2 separate regions of the Homo sapiens genome follow, and region 1 is linked to region 2. The links are chromatin contacts, found by Hi-C or POLR2A ChIA-PET in ENCODE. All regions are on one chromosome and are shown on one strand. Each heading gives the region's core, a stretch centred on a gene start or an enhancer-like site at or near the end of the contact. The rest is flanking DNA. Distances are from core to core; before and after follow the strand shown.

Region 1 (5,148 bases), core at 1-2,500, 270 kb after region 2:
GAGTGAGAGGAAGTTTCTTTAAAAATAAAATGTATAAAGAAGTGAGTCACGTTAGATTATCTGAGTGTTAGATAAGCTGAGGTGGTGTGGGGATATGGTAAAGCTCATGACACTGGTATGTGAAGGACTGAAGTTTGTCAAGCCCTTCACTAGACTAGCTGAGAGTCAGTAAATAATCACTCTAAGATTGGAAACTTGAAATCCTAACATTGGAAACTTGAAATCCTAGAAATGCTTCCAAAATTATGCCAGCTGATTTCATTTTCAAATGCTGCACACAGAGGGGCTCTCATCTGTAAGGAACGGAGCACCCTCTTCAACTCCTCATCATCCTTCTCTGTTAGTGGTGTGAGCACTGTCATGACATCCTCTGTTGACTGGCACTGTGGACAGACATACTCATCAATGAGCTCTGCCTCACTCTGCAAGATGCCAATGCAGCACCCATGGTACCAATTCTGACACCGATCATGGCCAATAAAAAATCTGCAAGATCCGAAATGGAAATGTGAGTTCAAAACAGATGGGATGATGTTACTTATAATAAAGCATGCACCTGAAAATTTGCTAAACCCTGGGATATAAAATAGTTTTAGTATTGTGGTTTTAATACTTTCAAGATCGACATTCCAGTACATTAATTTAGTATTTTTGATGTTAAGAACAAGCAGTAAAAAAATTTATAAGAACACTGTAATTTTGGAGAACCAATTTAAAGATAAATATGAAACATTCAATTGATTTTAAAGCTGAAAACAAGTCACAAATCTTTCAACTAGTACTGTACCATGTGGGAGTTCAAAATCCTATAAGGTAATAACAGAGTCTCAAAGCTTATACCCAAATTAGTGTTTTTCTAACCTATAATAAAGCACCATTTCAAACACTGATAAAGTCCAAACAAGTCAAGCTAGTTTAATCTCATTAATTTCTATGTTACATATTGAAGAATCAAATCTACCATTAAACCACATTTTCCCCAATGTGTCTCAAACATTCACTATGAAGCAAGATAAATTTTGAAGGGTAGGTAAAAAGGGAAAAAGAGAAAAAAAAATGAAAAGGAATTTGTAATGTAAGTGTATAACAAATGTAGAAAAAATCTGCTTTTTATTTTAAAGTAAATAAGTAACCAGTCAGAGCAATTTGGCTTCCTAAATTATTAAATGTGATGCTCTTATTAGAACTCACTGTGACTGCAGGTGTTCTGCAGATACAGTACAATTCCTCACTGCTGCCCTCTTGTGCCCATTTACAATCATTACAGATGTACACATCCATTTTCTTAGCCTCCTTTTCTGCGATGCCAACACATTCTCCATAATAGCAGTTAGTACAAAGATCACAGCCAATATAGAACCTAGAAGTATTCACAACGAAAATGACAATGTAATTGTCGTTTTGAGCTGCATGGTACTTAAATCTGTCTTCCCTGCCTTGCTTCATTTTTTTACAGGATAACTTCCTGCTATGAGTCAGCTAAACATTCCTGAATCCAACCATTCTACCCCTGGCAAACTCCAGTATCTGATGCTCTATCACATGTGCAAACAAAGTCACTCACATGGGTTTCAACAAGTACACTGCTTAGTGAAATATGGGTCTTTAAAAACATACTGGAATTTGAAAAAATAAACCACACACTGATGGTAATGTCTTCCTCTGAATGAATGTGTGCAAAACTGTAACAGGCACAAAAACCAAAGCCAAAGAATCAAAGACTTACACCTGTCAAACCTATTCCACAGAAGCCATTTCAATATCAGGGCTATTTCTTAGATAGGTTTAAAAATGTATCTCACAATTTAAATTTGAAAACAAAGCAAAGCGCAAACACCAAGTAGAAGTTACACTACAAGGACCATGCAGGTCAGCCAGGTGTAGAAGATAAACGGTCAAAATATGCTAAGAAGAAGAAAACTAAGAAAGGTACATAGAGCAATTCAATCTCTACCAGGTTTTCTGAATAAACATTGGAATTTAATCGAATTAAAAATAATTTCTCATAATGGAATATGGCATGGGCCACTTTTTCAGTTAATATAATGTTTGTGACAATGTGGGCAGTGGCCTGGCTAGTTAACGGGTAGGGAACGTGGAAGGAGCTGCTTCAGTTCAACATCGGGGACATGGTATGGGGAAGGATGCAAAGATAGTTATCCAGAATCTGTCTACACTGCTTGGCAGGGTCTACACTGCTTGGCAAGGCGGAGCTGTGTAAGTGTGTGATTGTGGAGTGCACAGTGGCCTCTGTAATAAAAGACGTAATGACAAAAGAAAAAGTAAATGTAACAAACGCTTATACAGTGTGTCTACAAGTGTTGATAGGCACAGTGTAGGAACATCATGTCAAAGTCATAGTGAGAATTACCATGAATCACAGGGAAGCAGGCTGGCTTTGCCGATACCATTGGCACTCCTAGCTCTACCAAGGCATTTCTTGGTAGATTCACCTAGAGGAATGGAAGTCGTCCTCAAGCTTCAAATTGACCTGCTTCATGAATGTGAAGGAATAATACATGGCTATGTAGTTTATCCTGTTACCACTAACTTTTTTCTTTTGTCTCGCTGTATAACCCAGGCTGCAGGGCAGGGGCAGGATCACGGCCCCCTGCAGCCTGGACCTCCCAGGCTCACATGATCCTCCCACCTCAGCCTCCCGAGTAGCTGGGACTACAGATGTGCACCACCAGGCCCGGCTTTTTTTTTTTTTTTTTTTTTTTGACGGAGCCTTGCTCTGTCTCCCAGGCTGGAGTACAGTGGCATGATCTCGGCTCACTGCAACCTCTGTCTCCTGGCTTCAAGCAATTCTCTTGCCTCAGCTTCCCAAGTAGCTGGGATTACAGGTGTGTGCCACCACATCTGGCTAATTTTTGCATTTTTGGTTGTGCCACGTTGGCCAGGCTGGTCTCAAACTCCTGACTTCAGGCGATCCACCTGCCTTGGCCTCCCAAAGTCCTGAGATTACAGGTGTGAGCCACAGGGCCCAGCCTCTTTTCATATTTTTTAAAAAAAGTTTTAATGAGCAGTGAGGACGACCAGAGGTCACTTTCGTCACCATCTTGGTTTTGGTCGGCTTCTTTACTGCATCTTGTTTTTTCTTTTTTTTTTTTTTTGAGACTGGGTCTCACTCTGTCACCCAGGTTAGAGTGCAGTGGCACAATCTCGGCTCAGTGTACCCTGCACCTCCCAGGCTCAAGTGATCCTCCCACCTCAGCCTCCCAAGTACCTAGGACCACAGGCACGTGCCACCAAGCTCAGCTAATTTTTTGTATTTTTGTTAGAGACAGGGTTTCACCATGTTGGCCAGGCTAGCCTTGAACTCCTGACCTCAGGTGACCCATCTCAGCCTCCCAAAGTGCTGGGATTACAAGCGTGAGTCTCTGTGTCTGGCCAACATACTATTGTCTCAATATGCATTTTGCCATACTTTTTAAGTGCATCTCTTCTGCTATCCTGTAGTACAACTTACTCTTGGAAATGATCAAAGCAAACTATATTACCCTAGGGACAAACCCATTGTGATTGGCATCCACGAACAAATTTGGTGTAAAGAAATCATATCTATGACCAAGAGGGTTTCTTTCTTATTTGGAGATAAGAGTCTCACTTTGTCACCCTGCCTGGACTGCAGTGACATAAACACGGCTTGCTATAGCCTTGACCTGCCAGGCTCAAGTGATCCTCCTGCCTCAACCCCTTCAAATAGCTACAGGTGCTCACCACCATGCCCAGCTACTTTTTTTTTTGTAGAGATGGAGTCTTGCTGTGTTGCCCAGGTAACTTACCTCCTGAGCTCAAGTGATCTGCCTGCCTTTGCCTCCCAAAGTGCTGGGATGACAGTTATGAGCCACTTGTACCCAGCCATAAGAATATTTCTTAAAATCTGACTTAAAATTTTTTTAAAAAATTCTTTTAGAGATAGGGTTTCACCATGTTGGCTAGGCTGGTCTCGAACTCCTGACCTCAGGTGGTCTGCCCACCTTGGCCTCCCAAAGTGCTTGGATTACAAGTGTGAGCCACTGTGCCCAGCCAAAATCTGACACATTTATAAATTTCTACAATAATTTTAAATACCAAAAATATTCCCAAAACGTTTCATCATGATTATTTTTCTTCCTAAATCTTATAGTCTCTCAGAAAAATAACTTAGCCCACGTTTCCTTTAAAGAGTTTTTAATTTTTTTAATGAAGGGCCGAATTAATTTTATTTTTCCTTCTTTGAAAAAATTCATCCAGCACACTGGCTCACACCTGTAATCCCAGCAGTTTGGGAGGCCGAGGGCGGAAGATCACTTGCGTCCAGGAGCTCAAGAGCAGCCTGGCCACATGGTGAAACCCCATCTCTACTAAAAATACAAAAATGAGCCAGGTGTGGTGGCGCATGCCTGTAGTGCCAACTACTTGGAAGGCTGAGGTTGGAGGCTCCTTTAAGCCTGAGAGGTGAAGACTTCAGTGAGCTGTGATGGCACCACTGTGCTGCAATGTAGATGACAAAGTGAGACCCTGTCTTAAAACAAAACAAAACAAAACTTTTTTTTGGAGACAGGGCCTCACTTGATCGCCCCGGCTAGAGTACAGTGGTGCTATCATGGCTCACTGCAGGGTCGACCTCCTGGGGTCAAGCAGTCCCCTGGCCTCAGCCTCGCCAAGTAGCTGAGACTACAGGTGTGCATCACAACACCCAGCAAATTCCTTTTTGTAGAAACAGGGTTTTGCCATGTTGCCCAGGCTGGTCTCAAAATCCTGGCCTCAAGTGATCCACCCACCTCAGCCTTTTAGAATGCTGGGATTACAGGCTGTGAGCCACAACTCTCTTGGCCTATAAATGATAATTTAAGTGAATCTCTGAAGCTACAGTTTTTTGTTTCGAGATGGAGTCTCGCTCTGTCGTGCAGTGGCATGATCTCGGCTCACTGCAACCTCCGCCTTCTGGGTTCAAGTGATTCTCCTCCCTCAGCCTCCCAGGCAGCTGGGATTACAGGTGCCTGCCACCATGCCTGGCTAATTTTTGCATTTTTAGTACAGACGGGGTTTCGCCCTGTTAGCCAGGCTGGTCTCGAACTCCTGACCTCAAGTGATCGTTTCACCTCAGCCTCCCAAAGTGCTGGGATTATAGGCATGAGCCATTGCGCCCAGCCTCTGAAG
Region 2 (5,673 bases), core at 493-2,992:
CCAGTGGGTCTCCACTGCCTGTCTCAATCACCTGGAGCTTTAGCACGTTTCACACCTGGGCCCCAACCTGGAGAGGCTGACCAATGGGTCTCAGGGGCAGCTCGGTTGCTGGAGTTTTTGTTTTTATTTATTTTTATGTATTTAAGGCAGGGTCTCTGTATTAGTCCATTCTCACACTGCTAATAAAGACATACCCAAGACTGGGTAATTTATAAAGGAAAGAGGTTTAATGGACTCACAGTTCCACATGGCTGGGGAGGCCTCAAAATCATGGCGGAAGGCAAAGGAGAAGCAAAGGCATTTCTTACATGGCGACAGGCAAGAGAGCGTGTGCAGGGGAACTCCCATTTATAAAACCATCAGACCTCATGAGATTTATTCACTATCATGAGAACAGCATGGGAAAGACCCGCCCCCATGATTCAGTTACCTCCCACTGGGTCCCTCCCATGACACATGGAATTATGGGAGCTACAATTCAAGATGAGATTTGGGTGGGGACACAGCCAAACCATATCAGTCTCCCTCTGTCATCCAGGCTGGAGTGCACTGGCATGATCTCGGCTCACTGCAGCCTCTACCTCCCTGGGTCAGGTGATCTTCCCACCTCAGCCTCCCAGGTAGCTGGAACTACAGGTACCTGCCACTATGCCTGGCTAAATATTTTGTATTTCCTGTGGAGACGAGGTTTTGCCACGTTGCCCAGGCTGGTCTTGAACTCCTGAGGTCAAGCAATATGCCCACCTCGGCCTCCCAAGGTGCTGGGATTACAGGTGTGAGCCACAGTGCTCGGCCTAAGTCACTGCAGTTTTTAAAGCTCCCAGGTGATTCTTCAGTGCAGTCAAAAGTGAGAACTGGCTGGGTGCGGTGGCTCATGCCTGTAATCCCAGCACCTTGGGAGGCGAAGGTGGGCAGATGGCTTGAGGTCAGGAGTTCAAGACCAGCCTGGCCAACATGGTAAAACCCCATCTCTACTAAAAATACAAAAGTTAGCTGGGTGTGGTGGTGCGTGCCTGTAATCCCAGCTACTTGGGAGGCTGAGGCATGAGAATTGCTTGAACCCAGGGGACAGAGGTTGTAGTGAGCCGAGATCGTGCCACTGCACTCCAGCCTGGGCAACAGAGTGAGATTCCATCTCACAAAAAAAAAAAAAAAAGCGAGAACCACTGTCCTAGGCCCTGATGTTTGCAGGCAACTAAAAAAGGAAGTGGACATCCCCAGTCAGCTGTGGCGCACCAAGAACAAGTCATGGGAACATAACCTAATTTTCTAAATGGGTTACTAGGCACTTAGAGCAAAACAATGATGCCGAAATCCTGATTTCAGCAAAGCCTCTGCCTGCCTGTCTTGGAAGTATCCACATGAGGCTGCTGGGGCCTTGGTGTCCCCAGCAGTTTCTAGTCTCTAGGTCTTGCTGTGGGTGTCTGTGCAGTGAGGGTGTGTGTGGCGCTGGGTGAGCTCTGTCTAGGCCTGGCACAGGATGCGGTCTGGTAGCTGCTGCTTCTCTTCTGCAGAAGCGCAGCCAAGCACCCTCTGGGGTTTCAGGCCCACACCCAGCCTGAAGTTCTGGGAGTGGCTCACTTTCCAACCTTCAGGGTCTCCCAGCAGCTGACTGGGGAGTGGTGGAGGGAAAAGGGATTGTATTAGTCCGTTTTCACGCCGCTGATGAAGACATACCCGATACTGGGCAGTCTAAAAGATAGAGGTCTGATGGACTCACAGTTCCACGTGACTGGGGAGGCCTGACAATCATGGTGGAAGGTGAAAGGCTTGTCTCACACGGTGGCAGACAAGAGAAAAGAGCTTGTGCAGGGGAACTCCCCTTTATAAAACCATCAGATCTCGGGAGACTTATTCACTATCATGAGAACAGCACGGGAAAGACCCTCCTCTATGATTCAATTACCTCCCACCAGGTCCCTCCCACAACATGTAGGAATTGTGGGAACTACAATTCAAGATGACATTTGGGTGGGGACACAGCCAAACCATATCAGGGCGTCCCAGAAAGGGTATAGGGTCTGAGACCCAAGTCAGCATGAGAAAGTATGCTTCTCATGGTGGCCCAGTTGGGTGGAAGTGGCAGCCGGGCCGTCTTTCCACCAGGCCACTCAAGTAGCAGCTGAGAGACCCCTGCCCTGGCCAGTCCCCGCCCTCCCCTCTTGCCACTGCCTCTGGTTCTGAACAGATGGGCACCCTCATCTTGTATTTGTGATTAATGTCTAACAATGTAGTTTTGTGAGAAGGGTTTGCTGATACAGCCTTGCTGCAGATGCTGCGAACTGTGGCCTGGGGCAGACCTTACCTCCAGACACGCCCTGAGGCAGGGGAGGGCACTGGCCCGTAGCTGGCCGAGAGCTCTCGGGTTGCGCGACAGGGATACTTTTCAGCGGCTGGGTCGCTATCCAAAGTGAGAAAACGAGGAGGGACCAGGAGGCTGTCCGCCTCAAGAGATGTGGGGGCCAGGTCCAGTTATCTGGGGAAGCAGTAAGCTTCTCTGCTGTTTCTAACCCCAGGCCTCCCCTGGTCTAAGGCAGGGCCTCCCAGCCTCGGGGCACTTTAAAGATATCTGGGCCTGGCCCCATCCCCACAGTCTGACTGAGTGGGTCTGGATAGGGCCTGAGCATTGGTGATTTCCTGGGTGAAAGGAGGCCCCTCACAGTCTCTGGAAGCTTCTCTGTGTTAGGAAAAGCTCTGGGCTTGACTCTGCTTTGAAAGTCAAGATCCGCAAATCCTCTCAGCCTCAGTTTCTCCTTCAGCAAGATGAAATGGAAATGCTGTACCTACGTCCCGGGGTGGTTGTGAGACCCAAAAAAGACAATGTTCTGGAAGGTTCCTGGTGCGTTGCAGTCCTCTAAGAACCTGAGTTAGAGCCACGCTGAGTCTCAGCTTCTTGGCTCCTTCTGTTTCAAACTCGTCCATGTGATAGCTCAGGAAGGGTAGGCAGGGCCCTGCCCCCTACTCAGAAAACACCATCCTGGTCCTGGGGATCCCCGCAGCATTAGTCCCCTGTTTTCCCAGTGTATTGAGAAAAATTGCTAACAAGCAGTGGGGCACACCACCAGCCTCCTGGGTTCCTTTCAGTTTGGGGATTTTTGGACATTCCCAGGAATGTCTTAAAAAACACTTCAAAAAACATTAACATAAATATTTTTATCAAAGCCTGTATTAAATGGTCTTTCAAGAAAATACAGTAACAGGTCAGGCATGGTGGCTCATGCCTGTAACCCCAGCACTTTGGGAGGCCAAGGCAGGCAGATCACCTGAAATCAGGAGTTCAAGACCAACCTGGCCAACACAGCCAAATCCCATCTCTACAAAAAATACAAAAATTAGCTGGGTGTGGTGGCACACACCTGTAGTCCCAGCTACTTGGGAGGCCGAGGCAGGAGAATTGCTTGATCCCGGAGGCGGAGGTTGCAGTGAGCTGAGATCGTGCCACTGCACTCCAGCGTGGGTGACAAGGTGAATCTTTGTCTCAAAAAAAAAAAAAAAAAAAAGATAAAATACAGTATACAGTAATAGAGAACAATCCTTTTTTCAAAGTAGTGACCCCAAATGAACAAAATATGCATCTAGCTTAAATGCGAACCTGGTTTTCTCTACGCCCATTCAAGCCCCTGCAATAGGGGCCCTTCACCCCGCATCCATGGACTCCTAAAATTATATGGAAAATGGCTGTGTGTGAGTGTGGATGGACATGTGCACACATATTTTTGGCTTTACCAGATGCTCAAAGAGCCTAGGACCCAAAAAGGGCTGAGAATGACCGTGTCGGCCACTTCAGGGTCATCAGGAATTGCTGTGCACTGCTCACTTCTCCAGTGAACACTTTCTGCTTCTGTGTTTCCTGGTATCCTTTGGGACTCCTGGCTAGGTCATGTGTTTCTCTACTTTCAAAAGGGCTTCAGCCAGGCACGATGGCATGAGCCTGTAGTCCCAGTTGCTCTGGAGGTTAAGGTGGGAAGATTGCTTGAGCCCAGGAATTTGAGGCCAGCCTGGGCAAGTAGATAGGTAGATGATTGATAGATAGATAGATAGATAAATAGATGGATAGATAAGTCGCTAGACAGTCATCCATCCACCCATCCACACATAAAAAGGCCTTTGTCATGTCATGTTTTGTGGCCCACCTGCCAGTGTTGCCCACAGTTGCTGCCCCTCCAAACTCATCAGTCACTGGCAAACAGGAGGAATGTGTGGCTCATGTCTGGGCATCAGTGGCTGTGGGAGACATCCTTGATCTTCTCCAGCTTCTCCTTCCACATTTTCCTTTGCAATCTGGCAATATCTATTAAAATAAAATGTGCATGCCTTTTGACCTAAGAGCTTCACTTCTAGGACCCACTTACACGTGTGTGACATGATGTTCATACGGGTTTATTTATCTGAGGTTGTTCATACACACCATTGCCTGTAATCACTAAAGGCGGGAGCAGCCTACACATCCATCCACAGAGGAGTAGATGCCTTTTGGTACATCCGTGGCGACGGAATACTAAGCAGCCTGTGTATCTATACACTCACACGTGTTTGTTTATGTGTGGAATATCTCTGGAGGGTACACAAGAAACTTAAAATGATCACTGTCTCTGGGGAGGGTACCTGGGTGCCTGGGAGGCAGGTCAGGGAAGGAGTGGGCACAGGTATTACCAATTGGAAGACAATAAAAACAACAGCTCCTGGCCAGGCGCAGTGGCTCACGCCTGTAATGGCAGCACTCTGAGAGGCTGAGGCGGGCAGATTGCTTGCGTCCAGGAGTTCAAGACCAGCCTGGGCAACATAGCAAAACCCCGTTTCTATTAAAAATACAAAAAATTAGCCAGGTGTGGTGGCATGCACCTGTAATCCCAGCTACTCGGGAGGCTGAGGTGGGAGAATCACCTGAGCCTGGGAGGTCAAGGCTGCAGTGAGGTGAGATTGTGCCACCGCACTCTAGCCTGGGCGATAGAGCAAGACCCTGTCTCAAAAACAAACAAAAAACAGTCCCTGGCACTCTGGGCCAGGCCTGGCAGGGCAGTTGGCAGGGCTGGTCTTTCTCTGGCACTTCATCTCACCCTCCCTCCCTTCCTCTTCTTGCAGATTGAAACCCACAAGCTGACCTTCCGCGAGAACGCCAAAGCCAAGACAGACCACGGGGCGGAGATCGTGTACAAGTCGCCAGTGGTGTCTGGGGACACGTCTCCACGGCATCTCAGCAATGTCTCCTCCACCGGCAGCATCGACATGGTAGACTCGCCCCAGCTCGCCACGCTAGCTGACGAGGTGTCTGCCTCCCTGGCCAAGCAGGGTTTGTGATCAGGCCCCTGGGGCGGTCAATAATTGTGGAGAGGAGAGAATGAGAGAGTGTGGAAAAAAAAAGAATAATGACCCGGCCCCCGCCCTCTGCCCCCAGCTGCTCCTCGCAGTTCGGTTAATTGGTTAATCACTTAACCTGCTTTTGTCACTCGGCTTTGGCTCGGGACTTCAAAATCAGTGATGGGAGTAAGAGCAAATTTCATCTTTCCAAATTGATGGGTGGGCTAGTAATAAAATATTTAAAAAAAAACATTCAAAAACATGGCCACATCCAACATTTCCTCAGGCAATTCCTTTTGATTCTTTTTTCTTCCCCCTCCATGTAGAAGAGGGAGAAGGAGAGGCTCTGAAAGCTGCTTCTGGGGGATTTCAAGG

Evidence for each region. Hi-C counts contacts between places; a loop is a spot of excess contacts on that map. ChIA-PET counts read pairs that join two places held with the same protein, here RNA polymerase II (POLR2A). Pooled maps may share reads with other maps.
Region 1: a pooled map shows a loop between it and region 2 (4-fold over the local background). The contact joins two enhancer-like sites. A Hi-C loop is called at or near these places in 1 of 50 pooled maps. POLR2A ChIA-PET finds 5 or more read pairs at or near these places in 2 of 52 experiments (Caco-2 and naive thymus-derived CD4-positive, alpha-beta T cell).

What each region holds. Positions count from the first base shown.
Region 1 is chr17:46,285,606-46,290,753 of GRCh38, forward strand. It overlaps a transcript of LRRC37A not described here and a transcript of ARL17B not described here. Among named protein-coding and RNA genes, the nearest start is that of LRRC37A, 7.0 kb to the right of the region's middle. RefSeq lists an enhancer at 2,559-3,059. Within about 2 kb of position 1,251, at least 4 of the 41 ENCODE cell types and tissues checked have a DNase peak (open chromatin) inside an H3K27ac peak, as active enhancers do.
Region 2 is chr17:46,018,874-46,024,546 of GRCh38, forward strand. MAPT (microtubule associated protein tau) reads left to right here. Exons shown (of 13, transcript NM_001377265.1): 13 at 5,083-5,673. The coding sequence ends at 5,298. Among named protein-coding and RNA genes, the nearest start is that of STH, 22 kb to the left of the region's middle. RefSeq lists an enhancer at 4,629-5,247. Within about 2 kb of position 1,743, at least 6 of the 41 ENCODE cell types and tissues checked have a DNase peak (open chromatin) inside an H3K27ac peak, as active enhancers do.